2 separate regions of the Homo sapiens genome follow, and region 2 is linked to region 1. Evidence: chromatin contacts called from ENCODE Hi-C or POLR2A ChIA-PET data. All regions are on one chromosome and are shown on one strand. Each heading gives the region's core, a stretch centred on a gene start or an enhancer-like site at or near the end of the contact. The rest is flanking DNA. Distances are from core to core; before and after follow the strand shown.

Region 1 (7,323 bases), core at 23-2,522:
AAGACCCAGTCTCAAAAAAATAAATAAAAAGGAATAAACTATTGAGATGCACAACAGATGAGATGAATGAATCTCTCTTTTTTTTTTTTTTTATTTGAGACGGAGTCTTGCTCTGTCGCCCAGGCTGGAGTGCAGCAGCGGGATCTCGGCTCACTGCAAGCTCTGTCTCCTGTGTTCACGCCATTCTCCTGCCTCAGCCTCCTGAGTAGCTGGGACTACAGGCACCTGCCACCACGCCTGGCTAATTTTTTGTATTTTTAGTAGAGACGGGGTTTCACCGTGTTAGCCAGGATGGTCTCAATCTCCTGACCTCGTGATCTGCCCGCCTCGGCCTCCCAAAGTGCTGGGATTACAGGCGTGAACCACGGCACCCAGGCGAGATGAATGAATCTCTAGGGAATTATGCTTTGGGCGGGAACCGGGGAGGGGAAGCCAATCTCAAAAATGTTACATACTATCTGATTAAATTTTTTTGTTTTGTTTTGTTTTGATTTGATTTGTTTTGAGATGGAGTCTCGCTGTGTCTCCCAGGCTGGAGTATAGTGGTGCAATCTTGGCTCACTGCAACCTCCACCTCCTGGGTTCAAGCAATTCTCCTGCCTCAGCCTCCCAAATAGCCGAGATTGCAGGAGCCCACCACCACGCCCGGCTAATTTTTGTATTTCTAGTAGGGATTGAGTTTTACCATGTTGGCCTGGTGGATCTCAAACTCCTGACCTCAAGTGACCCACTCGCCTCAGCCATGATCAGTATTTTGAATGTGGGCGTGAATATGCAAACCTACATAGGAAGCAAATTGTATACAATTTACTACACACGCGCGCGCGCGCGCACACACACACACACACACACACACGAGTACAAGTAAAATGGAGAAAATCCACCTAAGATTGCGCTGGGCGTGGTGGCTCATTCCTGTAATCCTAGCACTTTGGGAGGCTGAGGCGGGCAGATCACTTGAGGCCAGGAGTTTGAAACCAGCCTGGCCAACATGGGAAAACCCTGTCTCTACTAAAAACACAGAAATTAGCAAGTCTTGGCGGCGGGCACCTGTGGTCCCAGTTTTACTCGGGAGGCTGAGACAGGAGAATCTCTCCAGCCTGGGAGGCGGAGGTTGCAGTGACTGAGATTATGCCACTCCGCTCCTGCCTGGGTGACTGAGTGAAAGTCCATCAAAAAATAAATAAATATATAAACCTGGGAGTGGCATCCACAAGACAGTGGCAGAACAGGTTTTCCAACCCTGAACTGGAGCTACTGGAAGTGTCCCAAGGCAAGCCAAGCCGGGGTTTCCCAAACATCACCTGCAGATGTGCTCTCAGTCTGAGAAGAGTGAGTCTGGGCCTCAGCAGGTCTGCTTCTCTCAGAAAAAGCATTTTGCTGTTCTGGGCTTATCCAGCTATTACTTTTCCCTGGGGCTGCACACAAATTCTTCTAGTGACTTTGTAAACATTTAATTAGGTAGGTAGTTAGTTACTTTTTGAGGCAAGGTCTCACTTGGTCACACCCAGGCTGGAGTGCAGTAGCACAATCATGGTTCACTGTAGCATCAACCTCCAGAGCTCAAGCCATCCTCTCGCCTCAGCCTCCTGAGTAGCTGGGGCTACTGGTGCGCACCTCCACACCTGGTTAATTTTTTTTATTTTTTGTAGAGATGAAGTTTCACCATGTTGCCCAGGCTGGTCTTGATCTCCTGAGCTCAAGCAATCCTCTCACCTCAGCCTCCCAAAGTGCTGGGATTAAAGGTATGAGCCACCATGCTAGGCAATTTTGTAAACTTGAAATGCACTTCTCTGAAAACAGAAGACAGCAACAGCCTCTTAAAAATCGTAAGTGTAGGCCGGGTGCAGTGGCTCACGCCTCTAGTCCCAGCACTTTGGGAGGCCAAGGCACACAGATCACAAGATCAGGAGTGTGAGACCAGCCTGGCCAATATGGTGAAACCCCGCCTCTACTAAAAAAAAAATACAAAAATTAGCCAGATGTGGTGGCACACACCTGTAGTCTAGCTATTCTGGAGGCTGAGGAAAGAGGATCGCTTGAACCTGGGAAGTAGAGGTTGCAGTGAGCCGAGGTCGTGCCATTGCACTCCAGCCTGGGCGACAAAATGGGACTCCATCTCAAAAAAAAAAAAAAAAAAATCGGCCAGGCGCGCGGTGGCTCAAGTGTGTAATCCCAGCACTTTGGGAAGCCAAGGCGGGTGGCTCACGTGAGGTCGGGAGCTTGAGACCAGCCTGACCAACATGAAGAAACCCCGTCTTTACTAAAAATAAATAAATTAGCTGGGCATGGTGGCAGATGCCTGTAATCCCAGCTACTCAGGAGGCTGAGGCAGGAGAATTGCTTGAACCCAGGAGGCAGAGGTTGCAGTGAGCCTAGATTGCGCCATTGCACTCCAGCCTAGGCAACAAGAGCTAAACTCCATCTCAATTAAAAAAGAAAAAGGCTAGCCGGGCGCAGTGGTTCACGCCTGTAATGCCAGAACTTTGGGAGGCAGAGGCGGGCGGATCACGAGGTCAGGAGATCGAGACCATCCTGGCTAACACAGTGAAACCCCGTCTCTACTAAAAATACAAAAAATTAGCCAGGCATGGTGGCGGGCGCCTGTAGTCTCAGCTACTGGGGAGGCTGAAGCAGGAGAATGGCCTGAACCCGGGAGGCGGAGCTTGCAGTGAGCCAAGATTGTGCCACTGCACTCCAGCCTGGGCGACAGAAAGAGACTCCGTCTCAAAAAAAAAAAAAGAAAAGGCTGGGCACGGTGGCTCATGCTTGTAATCCCAGCACTTTGGGAGGCCGAGGCAGATGGATCACAAGGTCAAGAGATCGAGACTATTCTGGCCAACATGCTGAAACTCCATCTCTACTAAAAATACAAAAATTAGCTGGGTGTGGTGGCTTGGGCCTGTAGTTCCAGCTATTTGGGAGGCTGAGGCAGAGGCGGAGGCTGAGCTTGCAGTGAGCCAAGATCGCGCCACTGCACTCCAGCCTGGCGACAGAGCGAGACTCCGTCTCAAAAAAAAAATCATAAGTGACAACTTTAGGAAGCCTACGGGGGCAGATGACTTGAGGCAAGGAGTTTGAGACCAGCCTGGCCAAAATGGTGAAAACCCATCTCTACTAGAAATTCAAAAATTAGCCAGATGTGGTTATAGCTACTTGGGAGGCTGAGGCATGAGAATTGCTTGAACCCAGGAGGCAGAAACTGCAGTGAGCTGAGATCGTGCCACTGCACTCCAGCCTGGGCAACAGAGCGAGACTCTGTCTCAAAAAAAAAAAAAAAAATTCAGAAGTGGCAGCCACCTCACACCATTAGGAGAGCTACTGTTAAAAATAAAATAAGGCTAGGCATGGTGGCTCATATCTGTAATCTCAGCACTTTGGGAGGCCCGGGTGGGGGGATCACTTGAGCCCAGGAGTTCAAGACCAGCCTGGGCAACAGAGGAAGACCTTTTTTCAACTAAAAATAAAAAATTGGTCTGGCCACGATGGCTCACCCCTGTAATCCCAGCACTTTGGTAGGCCGAGGTGAGCAGATCACTTGAGGCTAGGCTGGCCAACATAGTAAAACCCCATCTCTACCAAAAATACCCAAAAGAACCTGTCTCTACCAAAAATACTCCATCACTACCAAAAAAAAAAAAAATCAAAAATTAGCCAGGTGTGGTGGTACATGCCTGTAGTCCCAGCTACTCGGGAAGCTGAGGCACCAGAATCACTTGAACATGGGTGGCAGAGGTTGCAGCAAGCCAAGGTTGTGCCACTGCACTCCAGCCTGGACAATGGAGTGTGACCCTGTCTCAAAGAAAAGGGAAATTTTATGTAATGTGTATTTTACCACAATTTTTTTCTCTTTTTTTTTTTTTTTTTTTTTGGCACAGGTTCTCACTCTGTTGCCCAAGCTGGAATGTCATGGTGTGATCATGGCTCACTGAAGCCTCAACCTCCCAGGGGTCAGGTGATCCTCCTACTTCAGCCTCCCACTACAGGTTGGTGCCAGCACACCCAGCTAATTTTTGAACTTTTTTTTTTAGAGATACATCTTGCTATGTTGCCCAGGCTGGTCTCAAACACCTGGGCTCAAGTGGTCCTCCTGCCTTGGCCTCCCAAAGTGCTAGGATTACAGACATGAGCCACCGTACCCAGCCTTTTTTTTTTTTTTTTTCCTGAGATGGAGTCTCACTCTGTCGCCCAGGATGGAGTGCAGTGGCGCGATCTTGGCTCACTGCAAGCTCTGCCTCCCGGGTTCACGCCATTCTCCTGCCTCAGCCTCCTGAGTACCTGGGACTAGAGGCGCCCACCACACACCCGGGTAATCTTTTTGTATTTTTTTTTTTTAGTAGAGACGGGGTTTCACCATATTAGCGAGGATGGTCTCGATCTCCTGACCTCGTGATCTGCCCGCCTCTGCCTCCCAAAGTGCTGGGATTACAGGCCTGAACCACTGCGCCCGGCCTTCTTCTTTTTTTTTTTTTTTTTGTTTTTGTGAGACGGAGTCTTGCCCTGTCGCCCAGGCTGGAGTGCAGTGGCGCAATCTCAGCTCACTGCAACCTCCACCTCCCGGGTTCAAGCTACTCTCCTGCCTCAGCCTCCCGAGTAGCTGGGATTACAGGTGCATGCCACAATGACAGAGCTTTTTTTTTTTTTTTTTTGTATTTTTAGAAGAGACAAGGTTTCACCATGTTGGCCAGGCTGGTCTCGAACTCCTGACCTCAGGTGATCCGCCTGCCTTGGCCTCCCAAAGTGCTGGGATTTTATAGGCGTGAGCCACCATGCCCAGCTTTACCACAATTTTTTTGTTTGTTTGTTTCTTGTTTTTTGAGACAGAGTCTCACTCTGTCGCCCAGGCTGGAGTGCAGTGTCGAGATCTTGGCTCACTGCACCCTCCACCTCCCAGGTTCAAGCGATTCTCCTGCCTCAGCCTCCTGAGTAGCTGGGATTACAGACACGTGCCACCACACCGAGATAATTTTTGTATTATTAGTAGAGATGGGGTTTCACCATGTTGGTCAGGCTGGTCTCAGACTCCTGACCTCAGGTGATCCACCTGCCTTGCCCTCCCAAAGTGCTGGGATTACAGGTGTGAGCCACTGCACCCAGCCTGCAGAATTTTTTAAAAAGTCATAAACAGCAATACTCCAGGCCACCCAGCTATCCACCACTGAACTCTGCCTAGGTCCTTGTGATCAGTTTCAGGTGCCAGCTGAGAGATGTGAGAAATCTTCAAACGAAAAGAATCAGCCCCAGTTAACTGAGAATTGACTGCTGATCGGGTCGCCCTGGGAAATTTAAGAGACTGATTTCATCTGATTAAGAACATGGATTCTGGGCCAGGTGTGGGGGCTCAAGCCTGTAATCCTAGAACTTTGGGAGGCTGAGGTGGGCAGATCACCCGAGGTTAGGAGTTCGAGACCAGCCTGGCCAACATGGTGAAATCCCGTCTCTGCTAAAAATACAGAAATTAGCTGGCATGGTGGCAGCGTGCCTGTAGTCCCAGCTACTCGGGAGGCTGAAACATAAGAATCACTTGAACCCAGGAGGCAGAGGTTGCAGTGAGCCGAGATCGCACCATGGCACTCCAGCCTGGGCGACAGAGTGAGATTGTGTCTCAAATAGAAAAAAGAAAAATATATATGGCTTCTGTATTTCTGGGCTATTTCCAAAGCGAGGGGACGCGGAGGTGCTTGTCATGGACTCACATCGTGGGACCTTCTGAGATTAGTTTCGTGTTCCACGTGACAGAATGGAATTAGGAAGGCACCAGGTGGCAGTGAGTCAGCCAGCAGGCGTGGGAATTACTGCCAAGAGGCCTCACTTGGAAGAAAAGCTGTTCTTTTGGGGTGCCAAATCTGGTTTTCCTTTTTTTTTTTTTTTTTTGAGATGGAGTCTCGCTCTGTCACCCAGGCTGGAGTACAGTGGTGCAATCTTGGTTTACTGCAAGCTCCACCTCCTGGGTTCACGCCATTCTCCTGCCTCAGCCTCCTGAGTAGCTGGGACTACAGGCGCCTGCCACCACGCCTGGCTAATTTTTTGTATTTTTAGAAAAGACAGGGTTTCACCGTGTTAGCCAGGATGGTCTCAATCTCCTGACCTTGTGATCTGCCCGCCTCGGCCTCTGAAAGTGCTGGGATTGCAGGCATGAGCCACTGCGCCTGGCCTTTTTTTTTTTTTTTTTTTTTTTTTTTTTTTGATGTAGGGTCTCACTCTTTCACCCACACTGGAGTACAATGGTGTGATCTCGTCTCACCGCAACCTGTGCCTCCCAGGCTCCAGCGATTCTCCTGCCTCAGCCCCCAGAGTAACTGGGATTACAGGTGCCCACCACCACGCCTGGCTAATTTTTGTATTTTTAGTAGAGACAAGGTGTCACCATGTTGACCAGGCTGGTCTCGAACTCCTGACCTCAGGTGATCCTTATATCTATACCTCGGCCTTCCAAAGTGATGGGATTACAGGCATGAGCCACCAGGCCCGGCCAGTACTGGAATGTTAATGACATTTTTTTTTTCTTAATTTTCTTTTTTTCTTTTTTGGGATGGAGTCTCATTCTGTTACCCAGGCTGGAGTGCAGTGGCTCACTGCAACCACTGTGTCTCAGGTTCAAGTGGTTCTCCTGCCTCGGCCTCCAAGTAGGTGGGATTATTTGGTGCCCCCCACCATACCCGGCTAATTTTTGTATTTTCAGTAGAGACAGGGTTTTGCCATGTTGGCCAGGTTGATGTCAAACTCCTGACCTCAGGTGATCCGCCTGCCTCAGCCTGCCAAAGTGCTGGGATTAGAGGCGTGAGGCACTGTGCCCAGCCTTTTTTCTTAATTTTCTTGTAGAGAGGGGTCTCATTATGCTGTCCAGGCTGGTCTCAAATTCCTCAGCTTAAGTGATCCTCCTGCCTCAGACTCTCAAAGTGCTGAGATTACAGGCCTGAGCCACCGTGTCTGGCCAAATATTTTAATTTCTGATTATGAAGATTTTTGTTTGTTTGATCTGATAGCAAACCAGGTTGTGTAGTCTACCCTCCTGCTGCGAACTAAAAGAGCTATTCCAGGAATTTTAATGTTGGCATTATAGGCATTTTGGCTTAGTTACTTCTTGGTTGAGGGGGATTTCCTGTACATGGTAGAATGTTTAGCAGCTCATTAGTCCCAGTAACACCCCTCCTCCAGTTCTGACAACTAGAAATGTCTCCAGATATTGTGAAATATTTCCAGGGAGGTCAAAATTTCCCCTGCTTGAGAACCAGTGGACAAAACAAAACATTTAATTTAATTGATTTTTCTTTGTGTGTGTGTGTGTGTGTCTGTGTGTGTGTGTTTGAGACGGAGTCTCGC
Region 2 (7,323 bases), core at 1,245-3,744, 370 kb before region 1:
TGTTCCCACGTCCCTGACTCTGTTTCAGAGGTTGTGTCTGCTCTCCCAGCCCCTGAAGCCAAAATGACTTCCTGCAGCTTTCATGAGCTCAGCCTCTTCCCTGGGGTATGTGTGAGGGGGAAAGCCTGGTTCAAGTTTAGATTTATTTCTAGGGAGCCCTGGTTTCTTCATACCAGAGGCTACCCTTAGAACTTTGGAGTGGGGTATCTTTTTTTCATTTGTTTTTTTGATACAGAGTCTCGCTCTATTGCCCAGGCTGGAGTGCGGTGGCACAATCTCAGCTTACTGCAACCTCCACCTCCAGGGTTCAAGCGATTCTCCTGCCTCAGCCTCCCGAGTAGCTGGCATTACAGGCACCTGCCACCACACCCGGCTAAATTTTGTATTTTTAGTAGAGAAGGGGTTTCACCATGTTGGTGAGGCTTGTCTCAAACTGACTTCAAGTGATCCACTTGCTTCGGCCTCCCAAAGTGCTGGGATTACAGGCGTGAGCCATCACGCCCAGCCGAGGGTATCTTTTATACCAACAAATTAGATGACTGAGGTGTAATGGACAAATCCTATGCACAAAGTGAGGGTATCTGAATATGTGGGCGGGAGTCAAAAATTTTTAGCTACTTTAACACTAAAGTCAAACTAAAGTAGCTTCAAAAAGACTTCTCAAGATGCAGTATGGCCTGCTGAGGTTTTTTTGTTTTTTTTTTTTTTAAGACAGAGAGTCGCTCGTCGCCCAGGCCGCAGTGCAGTAGCATGATCTCAGCTCACTGCAACCTCCACCTCCCGGGTTCAAGCGATTCTCCTGTCTCAGCCTCCTAAGTAGCTGGGACTACAGGCACCTGCCACCACGCCCATCTAAGTTTTGCATTTTTAGTAGCGACGGTTTCACCTTGTTGGCCAGGCTGGTTTTGTTGGCCAATTGTCTCTAAACTGCTGTCAAAAAAAGGAATGGATCAGATTGTCTTGAATAGGGCAGAGCTAACCTGTAATCACCTGTGTGATGAGAAACAGCTTTGACTGCATTTTACTCCTGACCTGGCCTAAGCTTTCTGTTTACATAAGATTTTTCAAGAATTCAACTTCAAGTAGCAGCCGAGAGAGCTGCCTCAGGATTCTCTCAAAAACTGGGAATAATATGGGAACATTTGTTTCTTCTAAAAATAAGGCAAATGTTACATTGAATGATTTGGGGGGTGAGGTTTAATTGGAAATGGTCTCTGGGGACTGAAAACTGATGTTTTTGCAGATTACCTCAGGGAAACGGAGGTTTGTTGAGTTTACAGACACATTAAACCAAAGGCCGTGGGAAAACCCCTCTCCAGCTCCAGGGGATTGGTCAGGACCACCCACTAACCAGTGCCTTCCTTCTTAACATTCACTTTTAGCAGCTTGTGTTTATTTTACATGGGCAGTTTTGATGGGAAATTGCCATGACCACAGGGGTTTGGAGTTCTGCTTTTTTTTTTTCTTCTTCTTTTTCGGGGGACTGGGGGACTCCTCCCAAGATCACATTTTAGCATCTTTCTCTCCTACTCCATTTAGAAAAATAAGTAACAGGTGAAATGTGGTCTCAGTGTTAACGGGATAATTCTGCTACCGGCTCCTCCCTGATGATTCTGAAATACACTACTGAACGAGCTCTGGCTGGTCCTTTCTATCCTGGATGTGGTTCTTCTGTGTAGCAATTCCTTGATGTCCAGTTTGGAAAGATGTACTCTTCTCAACAAGAAAAACTTAAATCCGTCGTGCCCAAATATAGTTGTGCTTTTATTTCCATTAGTGAAGTGCGTTTCTGGGAAAGGGGGTTTGATTTGCAACTAAGCAGATATCAGTCAAGGGCTCTTCAAGACACAGCAGAAACCTCACCGGGCCTCGGGCTGCCTCCCACTGGGTCCCATGGCCACCACCTTGACCTTGGAAAGCTCTGTTATATGGAAGGTAGGGAGGACACTATTTCCCTCAACTACTTCTAGTAAAAAGCTCAGTTCTCTCCCCAGCAGCAAGAGGGCACCTGTGAACACCTGAGTCACAGCGCATTCCTCCTCTGCTTAGAACATTCGATGGCTCCCACCTTACTTGCAGTAAATGCTGAGGTCCTTCCTGTGGCCCCCGGGGCCCTGCATGATCTGATCCATCCCTTCCCTACCCTCATCTCTCCACTGGCCTCCCCACACTTGCTCCCCTCCGGCCACTCTGGCCTACTTGCTGCTATCTGAACATACCAGGCCCCTGCCCCAAGGCCTTTGCCCAGAATGTTCCCCCTGCCTCTGCCTGGATGGCCCTTACCCAAGGTAGTCACAGTTGATATGGTTTGGCTTTGTGTCCCCACCCAAATCTCATCTGGAATTGTAATCCCCATAATCCTCACGTGTCAAGGGAGAGACCAGGTGGAGGTCATTGAATCCTGGGGGCGGTTCCCCCATGCTGTTCTCCTGATAGCAAGTGAGTTCTCACGAGATCTGATGGTTTTATAAGGGATTCTTCCGCCTTCTCTCGGCTCTTCTCCTTCCTGCCACCTTGTGAAGAAGGTATCTGGCTTCCCCTTTGCCTTCTGTTATAATTGTAAATTTCCTGAGGCCTCCCCAGCCATGTTGAACTGTGAGTAAATTAAACCTCTTATGTTTTTTTGGGTATTTTTTTGTTTTTTTTTTTTTGAGACTCAGTCCTACTCTGCCACCCAGCTGGAGTGCAGTGGTGCCATCTTGGCTCACTGCAACCTCCGCCTCCCAGGTTCAAGCAATTCTCCTGCCTCAGCCTCCCGAGTAGCTGGGATTACAGGCACACTCCACTACGCCTGGCTAATTTTTGTGTTTTTAGTAGAGACGGGGTTTCACCACGTTGGCCAGGCTGGTCTCGAACGCCTGACCTCATGATCTGCCCACCTTGGCCTCCCAAAATGCTGGGATTACAGGCGTGAACCACCGTACACGGGCAAACCTCTTTCCTTTATAAATTACCCAGTCTTGGGCAGTTCTTTCCAGCAGTAGGAAAACAGACTAATACAACAAAGCTCCCCTAACTGAACTTCCTCTTTTGGGCTACTGTGCAAATCTCACTTTCTCACTGCCCCCTCCCCTGATTTAGTACTGCAATCTCCCTCCCCAGCATTTCTTTTTTCTTTTTCTTTTCTTTTCTTTTTTTTTTTTTTGGAGACAAGGTCTTGCCGTATGGCCCTGGCTGGAGTGCAGTGGCACAATCATGGCTCACTGCAGCCTCGAACTCCTGGACTCAAAGGATCCTCCCACTTCAGCCTCCTGAGTTTCTGGAACTACAAGCAAGCACCACCACATCCAGCTGATTGAGTGATTGAGAGATGGGATCTTGCTATGTTGCCCAGGCTGGTCTTGAACTCCCAGCTTCCAGCCATGCTCCCGCCTTGGCCTCCCAAAGTGCTAGGATTGGCCAGGTGTGGTGGCTCATGCCTGTCATTCCAGCACTTTGGGAGGCTGAGGCAGGAGGATCACTTGAGGTCAGGAGTTTGAGATCAGCCTGGCCAACATGACAAAACCCCATCTCTACTAAAAATATAACAAATAGCTGGGCCTGGTGGCACATGCCTGTAATCCCAGCTACTCGGGAGGCTGAGGCGGGAGAATCGCTTGAACAAGTGGGGCAGAAGTTGGGGTGTGCCGAGATCGTGCCATTGCACTCCAGCCTGGATGACAAGAGAGAAACTCCGTCTCAAAAAAAAAAAAAAAAGTCCTGGCCGGGCGTAGTGGCTCAGGCCTGTAATCCCAGCACCTTGGGAGGCGGAGGCGGGCAGGTCACGAGGTCAAGAGATCGAGATCATCCTGGCTAACACGGTAAGACCCCGTCTCCACTGAAAATACAACAAAAAAATTAGCCGGGCGTGGTGGCGGGCGCCTGTAGTCCCAGCTACGCGGGAGGCTGAGGCAGGAGAATGGCGTGAACCCGGGAGGTGGAGCTTGCAGTGAGCCAAGATCGCGTCACTGCATTCCAGCCTGGGCGACAGAGCGAGACTCCGTCTCAAAAAACAAAACAAAACAAAACAAAATACAACCTAAATGACAGGTTTGGAGAGCTTCTGAGTTGATGAACACATGGAGGTGCTGGAAGGGTGGTGCCCCCCTCCCCAAGAAAGGGTGTGGAAGTGCTGCACACCATCCCCCACACATTGCCCTCTTTATCACTTCCATTTGGCTGTTCCTGAGTTGTCTCCTTTTTTTGTTTTTTTGTTTTGTTTTGTTTTGTTTTGTTTGTTTTGAGACAGAGTCTCGCTCTGTCGCCCAGGCTGGAGTGCAGTGGCGCGATCTCGGCTCACTGCAAGCTCCGCCTCCCGGTTCAAGCGATTCTTCTGCCTCAGCCTCCGGAGTAGCTGGGATTACAGGGCGTGTGCCACCACGCCCGGCTAACTTTTGCATTTTTAGTAGAGACGGGGTTTCATCATATAGGCCAGGCTGGTCTCAGACTCCTTACCTCGTGATCCGCCCGCCTTGGCCTCCCAGAGTGCTGGGATTACAGGCATAAGCCACTGCGCCTGGCCTGAGTTGTCTCCTTTATAATAAATCAGGAGTAGTAAGTAAAACACTTGCCTGAGATCCGTGAGTCATTCTAGCAAATTATCAAACCTGAAAGGGAGGGGGCTTGTGAGAACCCCCCCTGACTTTGTAGCCACATTGGACAGAAATATGGGTAACCTGGGAACTCAATACTTGATACCTCTGAAGTGAGGGAAGCTCAGTTTTGTGGGACTCAGCCCTTAAATCTGTGGGGTCACACACCAACTCTGGGTAATTGGTGTCAGAACTGAATTGTAGAACACCCAGCGGGTGTCCACAGAGAATTGGAGAATTACTTGGTGTGGAAAACCCCACATGTTTGGTGTCAGAAGTGTGGGTAAAAAAGTTTATTTCTGGCTGGGGGCAGTGGCTTACGCCTGTAATCCCAGCACTTTGGGAGGCTGAGGTGGGAGGATCACTTGAGGTCAGGAGTTCCAGACCAGCCTGGCCAACATGGCAAAACCCCGTCTCTACTAAAAATACAAAAATTAGCCGTGTGTGGTGGCGGGCACCTGTAACTCCAACTATTCAGGAGGCTGAGGCAGAAGAATCGCTTGAAACCAGGAGGCAGAGGTTGCAGTGAGCTGAGATCGTGCCACTGCACTCCAGCTTGGGCGACAGAGCAAGACTGTCTCAAAAAAAAAAGAAAAAGAAAAGGAATTAGATAAACCACCATTTTGCAACCTCTTCTGAAAGAATTGGTTCAGGATGCTATGGTCATTGAATGAACCCCTGAGTTCATTGATGCTCAGCTGTGACCATGACTATATCTTAAAAACCACTAGGATCATCCCCAGACCCACGTCACAGCCCAGTTCAATTAAATTAGAAGATCAGGATCTGGCCGGGCGCAGTGGCTCACGCCTGTAATTGCAGCACTTTGGGAGGCTGAGGCGGGCAGATCACGAGGTCAGGAGATCCAGACCATCCTGGCTAACAAAGTGAAACCCCGTCTCTACTAAAAATACAAAAAATTAGGCTGGGTGTGGTGGCTCACACCTGTAATCCCAGCACTTTGGGAGGCCTAGGGGGGCGGATCACGAGGTCAGAAGATCGAGACCATCCTGGCTAACACGGTGAAACCCCATCTCTATAAAAATACAAAAAATTAGCCGGGCATGGTAGCGGGTGCCTGTAGTCCCAGCTACTCGGGAGGCTGAGGCAGGAGAATGGTGTGAACCCAGGAGGCGGAGCTCGCAGTGAGCCGAGATCGCGCCACTGCACTCCAGCCTGGGGGACAGAGCGAGACTCTGTCTCAAAAAAATAATAATAATAATAAAAGATCAGGATCTGTGGTTCAGGTTTAGGTAGTTTGTTAAAGCTTCCAGGTGATTCTAATCTACAGCCAGGGCTGGTAACTCATGCTTTTCAGGAAATATGTGGACAAGAGGAACAGGGTAAATAACCAAAACCACAAAGAAAGCAGTAAGCCCAGAACATCTGGCACTCCCCAAGCATTTCACACTTTTTTTTTTTTTTGAGACAGTGTATTGCTCTGTCGCCCAGGCTGGAGTGCAATGACATGATCTCAGCTCACTGCAACCTCCACCTCCTGGGTTCAAGCAATTCTCCTGAGGTCAGGAGTTCGAGACAATCCTGGCCAACATGATGAAACCCCGTCTCTACTAAAAATACAAATATTAGCCAGGCATGGTGGCACATGCCTGTAATCCCAGCTAGGCAGGAGGCTGAGGCAGGAGAGTCACTTGAACCCGGAAGGCTGAGGTTGCAGTGAGCCAAGATCGTGCCATTGCACTCCAGCCTGGACAACAAGAGCGAAACTCCGTCTCAAAAAAGAAAAAAGAAAAAAGAAAAAAAATTAGCTGGGTGTGGTGGCGCATGCCTGTAGTCCCATGTACTTAGAAAGTTGACATGGGAGACTCCCTTGAGCCCAGGAGTTAGAGGTTACCCTGAGCAACAATCACATCTCTGCACTCCAGCATGGGTGATAGAGTGAGGCCCTGTCCCTTTAAAAAAGTTTTGAGCCAATTAGGAAGACTCAACAATGGCCTAGGTATTAAGGGATGCCAAACAAGCAATGTTAATTATCCTAGATGTGATAACGGTGTTATGGTTGTGAACGCAAATGAACATATCGTTAGAGATGTGTACTGAAATATAAAGGGAAGAAATGACATTGTCTGAGGTTTGTTTTTTGGAGGGTTTTGTTGATGTTGTTGTCTTGTAGAGATGGAGTCAGGCCAGGCACAGTGGCTCACACCTGTAATCCCAGCGCTTTGGGAGGCCGAGGCAGGCGGATCACTTGAGGGCAGGAGTTTGAGACCAGCCTGGTGAAACTCCATGTCTACTAACAATACAAAAAATTAGCCAGGCGTGGTGGCAGGCGCCTGTAATCCCAGCTACATGGGAGCCTGAGCAGGAGAATTGCTTGAACCCAGAATGTGGGAAGGTTGCAATAAGCCGAGATCACACCACTGCACTCCAGCCTGGGTGACAGAACAAGACTCCATCTTAAAAAAAAAAAAAAAAGGCGGGGGGGGTCTTGCTATGTTGCCCAGGCTGGTCTCAAACTCCTGGGCTCAAGCGATCCTCCTACCTCAGTCTCCCAAAGTGCTGGGATCACAGATGTATCACCACAAAAAAATGATAAGTGAGCCTATAGATATGTTCATTAGCTTGATTTAATCATTCCACATTGTATGCATATATCAAAACATCACATTGTACCCTATAAATATATATAATTATGACTTGTCAATTTAAAAAAGAAAAAATACTTTATCAAGGGTAAAAAGGGGATTGATAAAGCAAATATGTCAATCTTTGCATTGTTGAACCTGGGTGA

Evidence for each region. Hi-C counts contacts between places; a loop is a spot of excess contacts on that map. ChIA-PET counts read pairs that join two places held with the same protein, here RNA polymerase II (POLR2A). Pooled maps may share reads with other maps.
Region 2: a loop to region 1 is called in a map with no recorded cell type, with 9 times the contacts of the local background. The contact joins the promoter of TSPAN16-AS1 here to the enhancer-like site in region 1. A Hi-C loop is called at or near these places in 1 of 37 single-sample maps with no recorded cell type and 2 of 50 pooled maps. POLR2A ChIA-PET finds 5 or more read pairs at or near these places in 2 of 52 experiments (AG04450 and naive thymus-derived CD8-positive, alpha-beta T cell).

What each region holds. Positions count from the first base shown.
Region 1 is chr19:10,946,905-10,954,227 of GRCh38, reverse strand. No RefSeq gene overlaps it. Among named protein-coding and RNA genes, the nearest start is that of SMARCA4, 10 kb to the left of the region's middle. Within about 2 kb of position 1,272, at least 4 of the 41 ENCODE cell types and tissues checked have a DNase peak (open chromatin) inside an H3K27ac peak, as active enhancers do.
Region 2 is chr19:11,316,496-11,323,818 of GRCh38, reverse strand. TSPAN16-AS1 (TSPAN16 antisense RNA 1) reads left to right here and starts at 2,494. Exons shown (of 3, transcript NR_187778.1): 1 at 2,494-2,595. It overlaps RAB3D (RAB3D, member RAS oncogene family), which reads left to right. Exons shown (of 5, transcript NM_004283.4): 5 at 1-1,751. It also overlaps a transcript of TSPAN16 not described here.